Linked DNA regions of Homo sapiens: region 2 is linked to region 1. Evidence: read pairs that join two places in POLR2A ChIA-PET (ENCODE). Cell type or tissue: OCI-LY7. All regions are shown on one strand. Links, peaks and the distances in the headings refer to the core of each region. The heading gives the core; the rest is flanking DNA. Region 1 has its middle 14 kb from the start of ZFTA. Region 2 overlaps RTN3 (reticulon 3).

The links. ChIA-PET counts read pairs that join two places held together with the same protein. Peaks named below come from ENCODE experiments on the same cell type or tissue, not always from the same donor. Only the 100,000 strongest peaks of a DNase experiment are listed, where the experiment ranks them.
Region 2: POLR2A ChIA-PET joins it to region 1 with 7 read pairs; 3 of 35 experiments call an interaction of 5 or more read pairs at or near these places.

Annotation. Positions count from the first base shown.
Region 1 is chr11:63,781,539-63,784,454 of GRCh38, forward strand. No RefSeq gene overlaps it. Among named protein-coding and RNA genes, the nearest start is that of ZFTA, 14 kb to the left of the region's middle. In OCI-LY7, for the core only: no CTCF peak of the experiment used is centred there; no DNase peak of the experiment used is centred there.
Region 2 is chr11:63,688,081-63,690,996 of GRCh38, forward strand. All of the region lies in intron 1 of RTN3 (reticulon 3), which reads left to right. Among named protein-coding and RNA genes, the nearest start is that of RTN3, 8.0 kb to the left of the region's middle. In OCI-LY7, for the core only: no CTCF peak of the experiment used is centred there; a DNase peak (open chromatin) is centred at 1,361.

The sequences.
Region 1 (2,916 bases), core at 220-2,719:
TCTCCTAAAAATACAAAAATTGGCCGGGCCTGGTGGTGCATGCCTGTAATCCCAGTTACTCGGGAGGCTCAGACAGGAAAATCGCTTGAACCCAGGAGGTAGGGGTTGCAGTGAGCCGAGATCGCACCATTGCACTCCAGCCTGGGCAACAAGAGTGAAACTCTGTCTCAAAAAAAAATTTTTTTGAATAAATAATAAAAATAAAATGTATTAAAATTTAGGAAAAGATCAAAAAGACTTCTGTTTCCTTTGAGGATATAGAAGTTTTTAGCAGGCCAGTGATCCCATTGCAAAACAAAAAAATTTTAATTGCAAAAATCATCTTTTTTTTTTTTTTTGAGACAGAGACTCACACTGTTGCCCAGGCTGGAGTGCAGTGGTATGATCTAGGCTCACTGCAGCCTCCACCTCCCAGGTTTAAGCGATTCTCATGCCTCAGCCTCCGGAGTAGCTGGGATTACAAGTGCCCGCTATCATGCCTGGCTAATTTTTTGTATTTTTAGTAGAAACAGGGTTTCACTATGTTGGTCAGGCTGGTCTGGAACGCCTGACCTCATGATCCACCTGCCTCGGCCTCCCAAAGTGCTGGGATTACAGGCGTGAGCCACCGCACCTGGCCACAGAAAAAAATCATCTTTTTTAAAGACAGCAGAGAGCTGTGAACACAACGAGAATGAAATGAATTAAAAATTTTTTTTTAATTTTTTCAGACAGAGTCTCACTCTGCCACCCAGGTTGGGGTGCAGTGGTATCATCTCGGCTCATTGCAACCTCCGTCTCCCAGGTTCAAGCGATTCTCCTGCCTCGGCCTCCCTAGTAGCTGGGATTACAGATGTGTGCCACCACACTAGGCTAATTTTTGTATTTTTAGTAGAGATGGGGTTTCGCCATGTTGGCCAGGCTGGTCTCGAACTCCTGACCTCAGGTGATCCACCCAACTCGGCCTTCCAAAGTGCTGGGATTACAGGCGTGAGCCACTGTGCCCGACCTTTAAAATGTTTTTTTAAATCCCCTCAAAAAAAAAAAATTCCAGAATGAATGAGCTGACCATCATTGGTCAAATTTTTTTCCTGGAGGCAATTCCCCCATTCTAGGCATAAAAACCTAGTCCAGGCAAAGGGACTCTCCTGGTGAGAAGAGAAACCAGCAGAGCTTTTGGTGGTCATGAGGCACTGGAAGCTCCTAGAAGCTCCTCAAAGGCAGAATGAAATCTTCTGCAGCCTCATAGTGTTCAGTAGACAAAGTCCCAAACATAGGACATTTGCCAGATTTTGAAGATACAATGGTCAGGAGGCAAAAGAGTGAGGCTCAAAACCTCTAAAAGGCAGAGGCTGAGTGAGGTGACTCACACCAGCAGTCGCAGCACTTGGGGAGGCTGAAGCAGGAGAACCACTTGAAGCCAGAGTCTGAGACCATCCTGGGCAGCACAGCAAGACCCCATCTGTACAAAACAATTTTAAAAAATTATCTGGGCATGGTAGTGTACGCCTATAGCCCCGGCTACTCGGGAGACTGAGGTATGAGGATCAACGGGGCCCAGGAGTTCGAGATTGCAGTAAGTTATGTTCATACCACTGCACTTCAGCCTGGCTCACAGCACAAGACTTTGTCTCTAATAAATAAAAATAGGAGGCTAAGACAGGAGAATCGCTTGAACCTGGGAGGTGGAGGTTGCAGTGAGCCGAGATTGTGCTACTGCACTCCAGCCTGGGCGACAGAGTGAGACTCCATCTCAAAAATAAATAAATAAATAAACAAATAAATAAATAAAAATAAATAAATAAACAACAGAACAAAATCTCCCACAGCTTATAAGCTGAAGAGACAGATACCTTCCAGGCTCCCCTTCAAAAGCCCAGGAGGATCATGGCTGTGGAACAGGGATAAGAGAGGTAGCCAGACTCATCCTAAATCCAGCTCAGTTCCTGACTGTATTGAGGTGATCAATTCCTAACTTTATTAACCTAAAAGAGTAAAAGTAGAACACTCTCCAGTGGAAGATAAAATCTTCTGTATGAAAGATAATGGTTCTTTGGATCAGGCATGTAAGAAGCTTGGAAGTTGTCACTCCATCCTGTTAATAAGTAAAAAGCTAAACAAGCTGAAAAATCAACAATGCTTCTTAGATCCATAAGAGAAATGGAGTCACAGGGCAAACCACTGTCTTCAAAATTGGAGACACAGACAGGTGAATACAGAGAATCACCATTTACCCAAGCAGAAGCCTCTGAGGGGGCCAGGCGGGGTGGCTCATGCCTATAATCCTAGCACTTTGGGAGGCCAAGGTGGGCGGATCACTTAAGTCCAGGAGTTTGAGACCAGCCTGGCCAACATGGCAAAACCCTGTCTCTACTAAAAATACAAAAATTAGCCAGGTGCGGTGGCGCAATCCTGTAATCCCAGCCACTTGAGAGGCTAAGGCATGAGAATCACTTGAACCCGGGAAGCAGAGGTTGCAGTGAGCTGACATCGTGCCACTGCACTCCCTCCTGGGCTACAGAGTGAGCCGGGGAGGGGAGGGGAAGGGAGGGGAGGGGAGGGGACCAAGAAACCTCCGGGGGATCCAGTGCTGGAGAGGAAACCATGAACTGCAATTGACAAAGTGCAGGAGGTTCAGTGTGGACAAGCCTGAAAGTTAAAAACTCCAGGATGACCCAGTCACAGGCAGGCCCCCGCACCTTTGTGAGTTTTACCTCCAGGAGCTTGACCTGGTTTTCACAGTAAATATTGGAGAAAAATTCCTTCATGCTTCCAGCAGTGGGAGGGGAAAAGGAACCATTTTGAAATACACCAGAGCATTCTGTTCTCAACAAAGTCTGCCCTCAGGAGAAATCAGGGCCTAAGCTTCCGGGTTTTATCAGGGCTTAACTCAGCTGGGAGAAGGGAAGTACCCAACTCCAGACCCCTCTAACCTTC
Region 2 (2,916 bases), core at 183-2,682, 93 kb before region 1:
TGTTGTTATGATACATTAGGAAACCCCTTTCAGCACAGAGGCAAGCATACAGGAGACAGCAAGAATGGTCATGTCAATATGGCCTGCAAATGCCTGCTGACTTGGATTGTTTTTATTCTCCAAGAATAAGAAGTGTGTTTTGCTTTTTTTTTTTTTTTTTTGAGACGGAGTCTCGCTCTGTCGCCCAGGCGGGAGTGCAGTGGTGCGATCTCAGCTCACTGCAACCTCCATCTCCCAGGTTCATGCCATTCTCCTGCCTCAGCTTCCCAGTAGCTGGGACTACAGGTGCCCACCACCACGCCTGGCTAATTTTTTGTGTTTTTAGTAGAGACAGGGTTTCACCATGTTAGCCAGGATGGTCTTGATCTCCTGACCTCATGATCCGCCAGCCTTGGCTTCCCAAAGTGCTGGGATTACAGGCGTGAGCCACCACGCCCGGCCAAGAAGTTTTTTTTTAATGCTGTTTTTGTTTATTGTCAAATTCACAAGTAATGGAACCACTCTGATCAAATTAAACAACCAATCTACATACATTTAGTAGGTGCACCCTTACCCTAAATTGTCATTTCTAAGGGGTTGTTCATTAAGTGGCTGGTAAGAACCTCAGTGTTTTTATTCTTGGTGTTTTAAAGATGGGCTGAAAATAAAAACCAATATTACTGCTTTTATCAAATTATCCTGTGAGGAAATAATATATTTATCCTGATATAGGAGTTACCTGTCTAGTCCTGTGCATGTTTCAAGCCTTGTAAAATGAAGTTTGGTCATGAAGGAATTGGTGACGTCTGGTTGAAGGGAAAAGGGAAAGTTGAGCTTTCCAATTTTGTTTGAGTCAAGAGTATATTTTGCAGAAAGACACTTCTCTTTACCCATAATCCTAGAATTTACCATTTTTGTAATTCTGAACAGAATTACAAAGGCTTCATTAAGTAAGTAGGTTTTCTAATATAAATGTGCATATTTGTTGTGTGCACTTAGCTTATAGTTTGTGTTAACTTTATTGTTGATGATGAATTTAGCCTCCTAAAGTATACAAACTTGTGAAAAATTCATCAATTTTGTAGTATAACTTTTTCTCTTAATTTAGCTAATACTCTTTGTATTGTTCTAATTTTGGTATATGTGCTGCTGAAGTAAGCACTCATAGTAAAACTTTTTAGACAAAAATTAGCAGGTCGATATTTTGTTCTTATAATTGACTTATTCAGAAGTTGCCCAGAAAACTGACTTAACCTTCTATTCTGTTCATTTATGACAGCTACTAGTTGTAGAGTTATTTTGGATCATAGGGTATGGTGTTGATGTTTTGAAAGAAGTGTGTGTGTTAAATAAGTTTAGCTGTAATCAGTATTGCTTGTGATTGCATCATTGAAGTCTTCTGGGCATCTGTGAGTTTTGTAAGACATGTTACTCTGTGATATTGCAACCTCAGAGAGAATCTCTTTAAATACTGTAACGGGGTTTGCATTTCCATTTTACGTATGGGAGAAGATTATCAGCAAGTGGCCTGCTCTTGTGATTTTTTTTTTTTATTTCAAATAACTATTCTTACCTGTTTTCTCCAATCAACTGATTTATTATCTCCTATAACCATATCATTGTAACCTAACCAGAGAAGACAGTGAGCTTATCAGCAAGTGGCCCACTCTTGTGATTTTTGATTTTTTTTTTTTTATTTCAAAGAACTATTTTTTTGAGACAGAATCCCCCTCTGTTGCTCAGGCTGGAGTGCAGTGGTGGGATCTCTGCTCACTGCAACCTCCGCCCCCCGGGTTCAAGCGATTCTCCTGCCTCAGCCCCCTGAGTAGGTGGGATTGCAGGCTTGTGCCACCATGCCCAGCTAATTTTTGTATTTTTAGTAGAGATGGGGTTTCACCATGTTGGTCAGGCTGGTCCCGAACTCCTGACCTCAAGTGAACTGCCCCCGCCTCGGCCTCCCACAGTGCTGGGATTACAGATGTGAGCCACCACACCCAGTCTCAAAGAACTATTCTTACCTGTTTTCTCCAATCAACTGATTTATTATCTCCTGTAACCATATCATCATAACTTAACCAGAGGGAACGGTGAGCTTTTTGACCTGTTCCTCATTGGTAGCTCGCCCTTCAAGATATATGGAAGGACATTCTGGAAAACCTTTTGTTATGAAAATTGTGTCCTGTTATTTGAACATATTTCAGTGGAGGGCATTGTCTTTATTTTACGTATGAGATAGAAGTACTTGATTTTCACGATATCTTACATTTGTGTACTGCTTTATGATTTAAGTTGTGCCCATATGTTACCTTAATTCAACAACTGAGCATACATGAAGGCTCTTTGCCAGGTGCTGTGGAAGACAGAAAGGTAAATAAAATATAGATCATTCCTCTAGAGGCCATATTCTATAGAGGAAAGACTTGTATTATGTTTATCTGTGAGGTAGACAGGTAGCGATATAACCCCCTTCTTACAGATGGGGACTCAGGCACAGAGAGTTTAATGCCCACGCTTTAAGATTTGAAGCAACATGTAGTAAAAGTGGCTCAGTTACCCTTTTGAATTCAGTGATCAGTTTAATTTAAAAGTCTTAATTTCTGGCTCCACGGTTCTTAAGCCAGGTGCCTTTTTATTTCACTGCTCTACAGAAACTTTCTAGTCAAGTTCACCAGATATTTTCCACATTGTTAAATTCAGTGGTCACTTCATCCTCCTCTTAACATGCTTTCACAACAGCTTTTGACATAATTGATTATTCTCTCCTTGAAATGCTTTTTTAATTTGTCTTCTGTGACACCACATACTCACTCTCACTGGCTTTTCATCCTCTGTCTCCATAAAATTCACCATTTTAAGGTGGGTTTTAGTGTATGCACAAGGTTGTACAGCTATCTCCACTATCTAATTCCAGAACATTTTTATTACCCCAAAGAGAAA